Linked DNA regions of Homo sapiens: region 2 is linked to region 1. Evidence: chromatin contacts called from ENCODE Hi-C or POLR2A ChIA-PET data. All regions are on one chromosome and are shown on one strand. Each heading gives the region's core, a stretch centred on a gene start or an enhancer-like site at or near the end of the contact. The rest is flanking DNA. Distances are from core to core; before and after follow the strand shown. Region 1 overlaps MIR3681HG (MIR3681 host gene). Region 2 overlaps MIR3681HG (MIR3681 host gene).

The links. A loop is a pair of places that touch in the nucleus more often than their neighbours do. ChIA-PET counts read pairs that join two places held with the same protein, here RNA polymerase II (POLR2A). Pooled maps may share reads with other maps.
Region 2: a map of CD4-positive, alpha-beta memory T cell shows a loop between it and region 1 (2.1-fold over the local background). The contact joins two enhancer-like sites. A Hi-C loop is called at or near these places in 1 of 168 maps with a recorded cell type or tissue (CD4-positive, alpha-beta memory T cell), 3 of 37 single-sample maps with no recorded cell type and 10 of 50 pooled maps. POLR2A ChIA-PET finds 5 or more read pairs at or near these places in 1 of 52 experiments (activated CD4-positive, alpha-beta T cell).

Annotation. Positions count from the first base shown.
Region 1 is chr2:12,427,335-12,433,359 of GRCh38, reverse strand. All of the region lies in intron 4 of MIR3681HG (MIR3681 host gene), which reads right to left. Among named protein-coding and RNA genes, the nearest start is that of MIR3681, 230 kb to the right of the region's middle. Within about 2 kb of position 2,484, at least 7 of the 41 ENCODE cell types and tissues checked have a DNase peak (open chromatin) inside an H3K27ac peak, as active enhancers do.
Region 2 is chr2:12,551,857-12,557,881 of GRCh38, reverse strand. All of the region lies in intron 4 of MIR3681HG (MIR3681 host gene), which reads right to left. Among named protein-coding and RNA genes, the nearest start is that of TRIB2, 160 kb to the left of the region's middle. Within about 2 kb of position 2,765, at least 5 of the 41 ENCODE cell types and tissues checked have a DNase peak (open chromatin) inside an H3K27ac peak, as active enhancers do.

The DNA.
Region 1 (6,025 bases), core at 1,235-3,734:
TTCTTCTTTAGATACTTTGCATTATTTTTTAAAAAGCTATAGACTTAAAAGATGAAAATTATAGACTTTGCTATTGTTATGGGCCGAGAATTGCACCTCACTTAAAAAAAAATGAGAGAGACAATTCTGATGTGAATCTCATGTTTATTGTTTTAAAAGCTCTGTGCTAATACCAAAAGAATGTATTTCTGGTGGGAAGTGCTATATTTCCATGCCTTCAGGGAATTTGACTTCTGTCCTAAAAATATATTTCCTTAGATATTATAAACAGAACACCTTAAACAATAATAAAATAAAATATGGCAAAAAAAAATCTACCACAAGCATAGCGATGTTTTACATCCTCATCATGTAAGGGCTTTAAAGCTATAGGAAAAGCCTGAACATCCACTCCCCCTTAATAGAAAAGTGTTCAAAGAATACAAAAGGCACTTTACAAAAGAAGTCTTGCAAGTGGCAAGCAAATGTGAAATAAAAACGTTAACTTTACGAATAATCAGTGAAATGAATATAAACACATCAGTAAAATAAAATCTGCTCTCAGTAGGTTAGAGAATGTGTTGTGTTTTTCTTATTGCTGTTGTTACATGTTCCTTGACATTGGTAAGCAGGTGTACAATAACATCCTCAGAACATTCTGGTGAGATAAATTGCTGCAACTTTTCTGCAGGACAATTTAAAATTGGCCTAGTTTTTTAACCCAGTAATTCTTATCCTTCCAATTTGTTATTTGAAAAGGCATGAATACGTTCATATTTCCAAATATGTAGTCACCACAGCATTTTTATAATAGCAAAAGTAACCCAAATAACTGAAAAGACCAAGAATAGAAAAATGTTCAAATTAATTACACTTAATCCATTTGATGGAGTCCTATGTGGTCAGTCACTAAAAATCATTTTTTGAAGACTAATTGCATAGGAGATTGTTTACAGTAATAAATAATTTTTAAAAACTTTAAAAATCTCAATATAATATGTTCCCCAATATGCTTATAAATGTATATATTTAAAATACTATCAAAAGTACATCAAAACAATCATGGTTACCTCTGCATGACAGGATTACCTTTTCCTTCTCTCCTGCTTTTGTCCATATTTTCCAAAGTTTCTATCAGAAATGGGTGTTACTACTGGGCACCCTGGCTCATACCTGTAATCCCAGTACTTTGGGAGGTCAAGGCAGGATACCTGATTGAGCCTAGGTGGTCTAGACCAGCCTGGCAAAATAGTGAGACCCTATCTCTACCAAAAAAAAAAAAAATGCTGGGAGTGGTGGTGCGCACCTGTAGTCCCAGCCACTTGGGAGTCTGAGGTTGCAGGATCACTTGAGCCTAGGAAATCGAGGCTGCAGTAAGTTGTGATCCTGTCACTGCACTCCAGCCTGGGTGACAGAGCGAGACCCTGCCTCAGAAAAAAGGAAAAATGGAGAAAGAAAAGAAATGCATATTACTCCTTTATAGTTCAATTAAAACTTCTTATCTAAAAACGAGATGCTATTTCTGAAAGTATAGAAAGCTCTCCTTGACTATGGATGGCAACTCTGAGACACTGGGCTGCATAATAATATTATGTGTTCAGCAGTGCGTCTCCAAATGTGTCACAGCTTAAATATTCATGGATTTTGATTGTGAGGAGACCCAGAGGGATAAAGCAGTTTGTCCAAGGTCAGGTGGCAAACCTGTAGCAAAGGCAAGATTAGAACCAAGACCTCCTGGCTCCTATTCCAGTACTCCTCCAGTACCACACTGGTGTTTGTTGTTGTTTTGTTTTCTATATAAAGAATTTTTCTGACCTTAATGGCAACTTTAACAAACACAGAACAAAAGCAAGAATTAATTGAGTAATGGAAATGAAGGAGAAAGAAAATCTCTGCCTATGATAACAGCCACCATCTCTCTCATTATGCTGAACTGTGGTTAAAATGCCCAAAGTTGGCCGGGTGCAGTGGCTCACCCCTGTAATCCCAGCACTTTGGGAGGCTGAGGGGGGCGGATCACAAAGTCAGGAGATCGAGACCATCCTGGCTAACATGGTGAAACCCCGTCTCTAGTAAAAAATACAAAAAAAAAAAAAAAAAAATTAGCCAGGCATGGTGGCGGGTGCCTGTAGTCCCAGCTACTCGGGAGGCTGATGCAGGAGAATGGCATGAACCTGGGAGGCGGAGCTTGCAGTGAGCCGAGATAGTGCCACAGCACTCCAGCCTGGGCGAAAGCGAGACTCTGTCTCAAAAAAAAAAAAAAAAAAAAAAAGTGCTCAAAGCTCATCTTCCTCTTTAAAGAGCACTCCCACGGGTGCTGTGGAGTTAGGCTTAGATCTCAGTATTGAGTAGACTGAGTAAACTATGCCTGGAAGTTTCACTATACAAAGTAACTTTCAGTTTCTTCCCAAGTCACCGGTTTAAACATATGCACAGGATATATAACGTCCTGGGTGGTTTACTGTCTCACTTAGCTGACCAGTGAGAGGCGTTCTTAAGTACTGCTTTCCTCAGTTCACTTTGAGCAAATACATTACTCATTAAGCCTCTGTTGGTCAAGAACCTGAAAACAAGTAGCAGTTGCAGTGTTGGTTCCTTCCTTCAAAATTTGATGTTTAGAGAACTTTCTAGAATAACTGTAAAACTAGTGAAATCTGGAGGAAAGCCAACATTGGCTTTGCAAAAACACTATCTTTCTAATCCAGTTTCTTAATGTTTAGCCATTACTGACAGCTTTCTTCCCTGCTTTCTTCCTTTTCTTTCATTTTCCTCTTTTTCCATTTTGCCTGTCTTTTCGTTCCCTTTTCCCTTCCCTTTTCTCAGTTTTTACTTCTGTTTTTTCTTGCTTCTTATTATCTTTCTCTCATCCTTTCTTTTTTCTTTTTTTCACCTCTTCCTTCGATCTTCCTTCTGTCCTTCCCTCCCTCTCCTCCTTCCTTTCTTCCTCCCTTTCCTCCTTCCTCCTTCTTCTCCTTCCTTTTTCCTTTCTTCTTCTCTTTCTTCCTTCCTTCCTTCTTCCTTCTAACTGACACAGTAAATATTTTTGTCTCCCATTAGTTGCCAGACCTCGTAGTCACCCGCTTGGAGCCAGACTAGCAATTGCCAAAGAATGGGCCTTTGAGTCAGACCAGTCAAGAGTCAATTTTCTGATTCAATGTCAACTAACTGCCTGAACATGACCAAGTTATTTAATCTCTACATATTCTTTCATTTCACCAGCACACATTTATTGAATGCCTCTTATGTGTCTTAAGCTATGTAAGGTGTACCCAGTATACTTTTAAAAAACACTCTGTAAAGTGGGGAAAGTGCAGGCTACCCTTGGGCTATTGTAATAAGCCAACTAAACAACACATGTGGCAATGGATAACCTATTTCTGGCACACTGTAGCTTCCCGCTTCCCGTATTTTTCTTTTGCATCCTAGATGCCAAGTATGCATATGTGAGACCCAGTTTTTCAAAGGATCTTACAGGCTAGCCAAAAAAAAAAATCCAGAGTTCTTACTAAAAGGAAAAGAAAAAACTATACTGTGTTTTGTGTATTCTAAATCATGTACTTTTCAGATTTTAGCATCTTTTGTATCAGAATGCATCTTAAAATTGCTGCTAGCCAGGTGGTGGCAATTGCGATGTAGTTGCTACTGGGGTCACATGTGGGCTCAGAGTTGTACACATTATCACCACTTTAGTTCATTAGGTTATATGATTAGTATTACACATACTGAGTTTAACTGCGTTTAAAATATATTTGAAGAGATGATTTTATGATTCCATATTAAAACAAAAATCTATTTGTGTGCACAAAAAGGCAAAAAATAAGAGCAGTAAGGCAGTAATTTGACATCAATGAAGCAAATAGTCTTCATTAGAGAATTTACCACCAGCATCAAAATCTGCAGAATGGTGTCAACAACTTGGAAGGAAATATCATGGGAAATAGTAGAGAACTCTTCTTAGAAATGGTGCATTACCATCAGATTAAGTGGCCCGGATGGAAAAGCACAGCCATCTGTGACTCTGGGCTGAAAAGTGATCAAAAGCAATGAAAGGCTTTAGGAACAAAACAAAACAAAAACAAACAAAAAGCAACAGCAAAATCCCCTCCGTTCAAATCCTGACTCTGCTCTTATTCATGATTCCATTTTGCTAGGACTTAGTTTCCTCTGTTGGAAGAGGAATATTCATAGCATGTACCCAGCAGGGTTGTTATAAAAATAAATTCAAAAGAGGCTGTGGAATGAAATGACTTTTAGTTGCAAGTATTATAAACATATAGACTTTTTGCAGAGCTCATTGTTCACGTGGCTGGTTTTTGTTATTCTTTTTTCCTGAGGCTATGAACTCCTTGGGGGCAGGGATGGTTGGTTAGCATTCAGCTCCCCATTGCCAATGTGTGACAGGCAGCCCATAGTTCATCAGTAAAAACAATGTGCCTGTGCCTAATGTTTTGCTGCTGTTGTTATCACTGTTGTTTTTAAAACCTATTTTGATGCTCACTGCCTCCCTCTGCTATAAAGCAAGTATTGGAATTGGTACTTGAAGTATAAGGAAGCACACAGAGAAGTCTGGTGATTTGTCTAAATCACATGGAAAGTTAGAATTGAGTGCTATCATGGGCCTGATATATTTTCGAACTGGGTCAGGACTGGCTCAGTCATGAGGGTGGGTCTGAGCCAGCCAGTGGGCTTCTTGGTACATCCAGCTCTCAGAAGCCGTCGGGGGGCGAGGGGGAAGGTTGGGAGAAAGGCTGGGCCTGTCCCCAGCTGTGCGCTAGAAACAATTATATGGAGCAATCTCCTGAAAGAGGCCAAGGCTACCCTGTGGCAGAAAGGAGCCTGAACATGTAAACATCTGTGAGGGCGGGGGTGCCTGGAAAGAGCTGCAGGAAGGGGAGCATGTGAGGCCCAGTGGGAAGGAATGTGAGAACTCCAGGGCCTCACCAGGATGGGGCTGGAGGATGGGGAAGTCACTGGGGAGGGTGTGCAAATTGCTCCCTGCAGGCCAGGATGGAAGAGAGAATGATCCTGTGGAAAGGGGGTGATTAGGACATCCCTCATGGAAGATGGAAAAAATGAGGGACACCTTTGAATCTACCCAGTGTACATGCAGGAGAAGAGCAAAAGAGGGGCCCACCTGTTTAGAAGTTGTGCTTCCTTTGAGAAGTGGAGCCATGATATCTGGCATTGAACGGCACCCTTTCGAGCAGAAAGCAGACCTGAGTTTGAATTATAGGTTTACCATTTACGAACTGTGTGATTTGAGAAATGCCATTTTTTTCTCCCCATTCTCCAGTTTCCTCATTAGTAAAGTGGAGCTGAAATGCTGAATTGGTAGTACTGTTGTCAGGGCTAAGTCAGATAGCAGGTAAACATGCCCATTCAGCATCCAGTGCCCATTAAGTATTGGATATACATGTGAATAAAAATGCGAATGAACAGATGACCTAGTACACAGACAGACACTGATTTTTGAAGCATGATGGAGAAAGCTTCACTGAGGCCCTGGCAGGGGTAGTGGGGAAGACATGGCTGGAAGAGCATGGGACAGAGGAGGCAAATGCCCATGTTCTGTCAGGGGCACAGCTCCTAACATGCGGGGTGGTCTTGAAAAAGTGACCTTTCTTTTTTGAGCCTAAATCTTTTCTCCCATACAATTGATAGACTCTCTTTTTGTGTGTGGTTGGAGCTCAAGCAGCCACAATTGAGAGATTCTGCAATACATTTTTCCCACTATCAACCTAGCCCAGAGACACTATGAATTTATAATTAGTTAACTTGGAAAAACATAGAATAAAAATAAACAGTAATTGCGGTGCCCAACAACACAGACTAATTGGAACACATTTAGGGGAAAAAATTGGAATGTAAAAAGAATTCAAAATCATCTCCTATCAGGGTGATAATTCTCCATATGCCAAACCCAATTGTAGCAGACCGAGATAGACCTCTAAGGGTGCTCACACAGTCCAGAGAAAAGCACATTCTTCATGATGCTAAGCATTAACCCCAAATGTGGGCCAATAACCTAGAGATAGATAAAGAATGG
Region 2 (6,025 bases), core at 1,516-4,015, 120 kb before region 1:
TTGAACCAGAGTGACTCCATCTTGAGTAGGGGGCGGGTAAAATAAGGCTGAAACCTCCTGGGCTGCATTCCCAGTTAGGCATTCTAAGTCACAGGATGAGATAGGAGACTGGCATAAGACACAGGTCACAAAGGCCTTGCTGATGAAACAGGTTGCAGTAAAGAAACTGGCTAAAACCCACCAAAACCAAAATGGCCATGAGAGTGACCTCTGGTCATCCTCACTGCTACACTCTTATTAGCGCCATGACAGTTTACAAATGCTATGGCAATGTCATGAAGTTACCCTATCTGGTCCAAAATGGGGAGGCATGAATAATCCACCCTTTGTTTATCATATCATCAAGAAATAACCATAAAAATAGGCAACCAACAGCTCTCAGGGCTGCTGTGTCTATAGAGTAGCCCATTCTTTTATTCCTTTACTTTCCTAATAAACTGGCTTTTAGTTTTCTCTGTGGACTTGCCCTGAATTCTTTCTTGCATGAGATCAAAGAACCCTCTCTTGGGGTCTGGATCCAGACCTCTTCCAGTAACAATGTAAGCAGATGCAGAGTGAGGATCAAGAGGATACAATAAGCCACATCCTGAAAAATAAGGATAAGCTTGAGACCCTCTCAGGTGGGAGTTAGAAACTCCAGAGCAAGGATCACAGCTATAAAGACTTTGTAGTTTAGAAAGCTTTGCCACTCCCTCTGGTATGTTAGTTCTGCAGCTCTTCACCATTGCCGATGACCCTTGCATGTGACTTCATGAGCAACCTGGAGGAGTGTTAGCTGCAGACTGATTCCACACTGCAGATATTTACAAGGACGAAGACTCAGAGGAGTTCATGAGAGGTGTCTGCTCTCAGAGGAAGTGCAAACAGCAAAGTCCTGGGTGCTGTAGCAAGAAACATGCAGAATGGTGGATGGCCTGGGACAGCCACACAGCAGCTAGCCCTTGTTGACTCATAGGTCAGGCTCTTCCGTCGTGTGGTTTAATCTTTAGGGCAAGCCTGTGAGGTAGCTCTCTGCATCATTGGTGAGGAAATGGAGACTTCCATGATTTTATTAACTTTATACAGCTTTAAGGCAAGAAACTAGGACACAAAACCACGTAAGTCTGTCTCCAAAGTCTACAACCTTTCACAGCAGTGTACTGGGACTGGTGACTGAGAGGACCACATGCAACCCCACTTATCAGGGACATGTTTTTTCCTCTCTGGAAATGACAGAACAAAGATTACAAAGGCTGAGAGATATTGGCCTGAGGAGTGGGACGTTCACTTAGCTCCTTCTTTTCTGTAAACACTTATAAATTGGACTGACATTTTTCCAAATATTCTCCTGTAAACGGCAGGTAGATCGTTTCTGCTATTGATTGTCTTATTTATAGCTAACAAAATGCATACATTAGTTAGGAGAGAGGAATGAAAATAGTCTGTCAATTACTTTTGTGCTCACAAACTATGCTAGACATTTCAAGTTCTTCATTCAAAATTCCATAGCATCTGTTTAAGATAGTAGCTACTTACTTCATCTCACAGGTGTGCCACTAAGGCTTAGAAAGGTGAAGCATCTCGCCAATGTCACATAGGTAGTAACTGGAAGAATCAAAGCTTAATCCAAAGTTGCTTGGCTGCAAACTTATTTTTGGGTTTTCAAATGTGCACTAAAAGCACTGGCTAGGCTGGTTGGGGAGAAACCGAAGAAGAGGAACTCATGTAGAACAGGGAAACTATTGGACCAGCCAAAGCTGCTTAACCTTTTCTGCTGTAATAAAATGTTCAAGGGTACCATGGCCTTAGTCAGCGGCATCTGAATCCACTCTTACGAAGCTGTGATTCTGTGACATGCTTGATAGACACTTATCTGAGTCTATCAATTAAAGCTTCAGCAAACTCTGTCCAGATGTATTTTCATCTATAGTTTTAAGACAAATTATTATTTAATGTCAGTCTTTTTTCCTGTAAATGTGTACACCATGCTAAGTGCTTTACATGCTTAGCATCGGTCAATCTTCACAACAGCTCTGTGCTGTGGCTTGTTATCCTCATCCAACAGATGTGAAAACCAAGGATCCTTCCAAGCTTGCACGGCCAATTTTGGTGGAACCACAATTAAGATGCAAGTTGGTTTAACTCTGAAACCTGTGTTTCTTCATGAAATTGTGCCACGATTTCATTAGGAGAAGCCCTCTTGCAGGCCCCTTTCGTATTTAACGAATAATCCATACTTCATGGTTTCTGCTGCTTTTCTTTTCCTGGAGGATTTTATTAAGAAATCCATTTGTCTTTGCACCCTGGGAGCTGCTTCCTCCTGCTGTCTGACTCAGGCTTTTCAGCCTATTTGCACCTCAAATCCCTCATTAGGGAATCCAGGCTGGGGAGAGTTCTAGGCACAGTTTAAAAGGTTTTGCTCCCCCCACCCTGCCCGCCCACCCCTTCCTATTTTTGCTTTTATTTTTAACTGCACTTCTTTCTGACAGGAACTCTGTTTGTCCTGACTTGAGTCTGATGTTATGAGTCACTGGGGAGATATAATATGCTGATTGCTGAACCAGGTTATTATTTTTTCTTTTTCTATGACTCATTCTCTTCAAAATCTCTAATTTATGATAAAAGTCAGTAAGATGTAAGCACAGAAAATGTTCCTAATGGGCTGTCTTATTAGGTTTGGGCCCACTTTGTCTAGTTTAACTCTTGAGATGAACAATGTAATTCAGTGTCCCCCTTAGAAAGATCTGGGGCCGGTGGGCCATGGCTCCTCCCACACCACTGCCAGGCAGGGCAATGAGCAGTGCTAGGGCTCCACTCATAGGAAGAGTTCAACCTGTGGACCCAGTTGAAAGAAGAGAAAGCTTCTGATGAGATACTACTAGTGCTGCCCACATATGTGCATCACAAGGACATAGAGCCATAAAAACCTATCCTGCTTTACAATGTTTCTAATGAAGGAACATTATAAGTCATCATCCCCTTAAAATGCCACCCCAAAATGGGGCAAACGCATATGCAAAATACAAACATAGCTCACAAGATGACAGTGTAAACTAAGAAAATCTACTCAGACGTAGAAAGAGATGGGGATTTTTTATGATCCACTTTGTTATGTAAACAAAGAGTCAGACTGTTAGACCAGGACAAGATTTTCAAGGTCTCATTCAATGCACGACCACTTTTCATAGCCCCTTGGACAGATGCAGCCAGTAATGGGGAGCTCCCTGTGTTCTCAACTATTTAACCATTTGAAGTTCATTGGTGAATAATTGAACACTTACCCTGTGCCCCGATGTCTCCTAGGAACCAGAGATGCAAATGTGATAATGATGTCTCTAAACTGCCCTGGTCTTAGGAGGACAAACTCCTGACTCTTCTTCAGCAACCCCCGCTGTGTCCCTTCTTAGCCTTGCCCAAGCCTGTTTAACCTGCGCCGGACCCACAGCATGAGGCTGAGGCAGCTTCTAAGCTGCTATAGATGTGGCCTTTAGTCCGCTGGGTTGCTCTTTTGTGTCAGCCTCTGCCTGGTGACACAGCTTGTCAGTGCCACTGCTTGGGATCTGCCGCAGTGCAGCAGCTGGAATGAATCACACGCCTCTTCCAATTTCAGTGGTCTTCTGTTGTTATGGACTGAGTTCTGTCCCCCTAAAATCCGCATGTGGAAGTAGTCGTAACCCAATGTGACTGTATTTAAAGATAGGGTCTTTAAGGAGATAATTAAGCTTATTTAATTTTTTATTCATGTAAGTTTACAGGATATAAGTGTAATTTTTTTGCATGTATAGATTACATAGTGGTCAAGTCAAGGCTTTTAGGGTACCCATTGCCTGAATAGCATACGCTGTACCATTAAGTAATTTCCCATCCTCTACCAATTTAATTAAGTTTAAATGCTGTCAAAAGAGTGGGAAGCTAATCCGATAAGACCTGTGTCCTTATTAAAAGAGGAAGAGACACCAGGAATGTGCAAACAAGGATGAAAGGTCACATAAGGACACAGTGAGAAGGTGACCATCTGCAAGCCAGGAAGAAGCCAACCCTGCTTCACCTTCATCTTCAACTTTTATCCTCTAGAACTATGAAAAGATTAATCAAGTCACTCAATTTGTGGTATTCTTTTCCAGCATCCCACGGGGGACTACCACACCTCTTTATCATCATTCTCTTGTCCAACAGAAACTCTTTTTGGGGAGATAAATGTCTTGGTCTTGGCCATCAGGCCAGGTTCCATCTTACTCCATCTAGCACCAAATGGACATCCATGTTGTTTGTCTTGATTTGGTGCAGAAGTAATGGTGGTGTTTGCATTGTGCAATTTGATCTTTGATATTGGAATACATTCTGAAACAAATGTGGTTATGTTACACATCATTCTAATGTGCATTTCTCACTTTATGTTTTTTTGCTAATGACTTATTACTTGCTGTTTATTTTATATTTATTTTAGACTATGAAAATTATGTTAGACAAAAAGCAAATTCGAGAGATTTTATTTGAGTTCAAAATGGGTTGTAAAGCATCAGAGACAACTTGCAACATCAATAACGCATTTGGCCCAGGATCTGCTAATGAACGTACAGTGCAGTGGTGGTTCGAGAAGTTTTGCAAAGGGGACGAGATCCTTGAAGATGAGGAGTGTAGTGGCCGGTCATCACAAGCTGACAACAGCCAATTGAGAGCAATCATCAAAGCTCATCCTCTTATAACTACATGAGAAGTTGCTGAAGAACTCAACCACGACCATTCTGCGATTGTTCAGCATTTGAAGAAAATTGGAAGGGTGAAAAAGCTTGGCAAGTGAGTGCCTCACGAGTTGAGTGAAAATGTAAAAAATCGTTATTTTGAAGCATTGTCTTATTCTACACAAAAACAACAAACCATTTCTCAATCGGATTGTGACATGCGACAAAAAGTGAATTTTATTTGACAACCAGCAATGACCAGCTCAGTGGTTGGACAGAGAAGAAGCTCCAAAGCACTTCCCAAAGCCAAACTTGCACCAAATAAAGGTCATGGTCACTATTTGCTGGTCTGCTGCTGGTCTGATCCGCTACGGCTTTCTGAATCCTGGCGAAACCATTACATCCAAGAAGTATGATCAGCAAATCAATGAGATGCACCGAAAACTGCAATGCCTGCAGCCAGCATTGGTCAACAGAAAGGGGCCCAATTCTTCTCCATGAAAACGCCGGACCACACATCGGACAACCAACACTTCAAAAGTTGAACGAATTGGGCTATGAGGCTCTGCTTCATCCACCATATTCAACTGACCTCTCCCAATCAACTACCACTTCTTCAAGCTTCTTGATGACTTTTTGCCAGGAAAATGCTTCCACAACCAGCAGGATGCAGAAAATGCTTTCCAAGAGTTTGTTGAATCCCAAAGCGTCGATTTTTACACTACAGGAATAAACAAATTTCTTATTGGTAAAAAGTTCTTGATTGTAATGGCTCCCATTTTGATTAATAAAGATGTGTTTGAGCCTAGTTATAATGATTTAAAATTCATGATCCGAAACAGCAATTATTTTTGCACCAACCTAGTAACCGTGGTTTTTAGTACCAAAGACAAATCTGTCTTTCTTGTCTCTTCCTTTTTGTTAGTTCCGCTTTTATTCAGCCACCAAAGATCTTTTCTTAGTATTCCTCTTTCTGACTTCAGAAATCACTATTTCTTCCATCTTTTTGCCAAAAGACGTTTGTTTTCAATTTTTATGAGCAGACTTGAAATAGCTTTGCATTTTTCTTCAAAGATATCATGACCCCTAACCTCCCCAAACAAAAGAAGAAGCTTCCGGGCCTGGCGCGGTGGCTCACGCCTGTAATCCCAGCACTTTGGGAGGCCGAGGCAAGCAGATCACGAGATCAGGAGATCAAGACCATCCTGGCTAACACGGTGAAACCCCGTCTCTACTAAAAATACAAAAAATTAGCCAGGCGTGGTGGCGGGCGCCTGTACTCCCAGCTACTCGGGAGCCTGAGGCAGGAGAATGGCGTGAACCCGGGAGGCGGAGCTTGCAGTGAGCCGAGATAGCGCCACTGC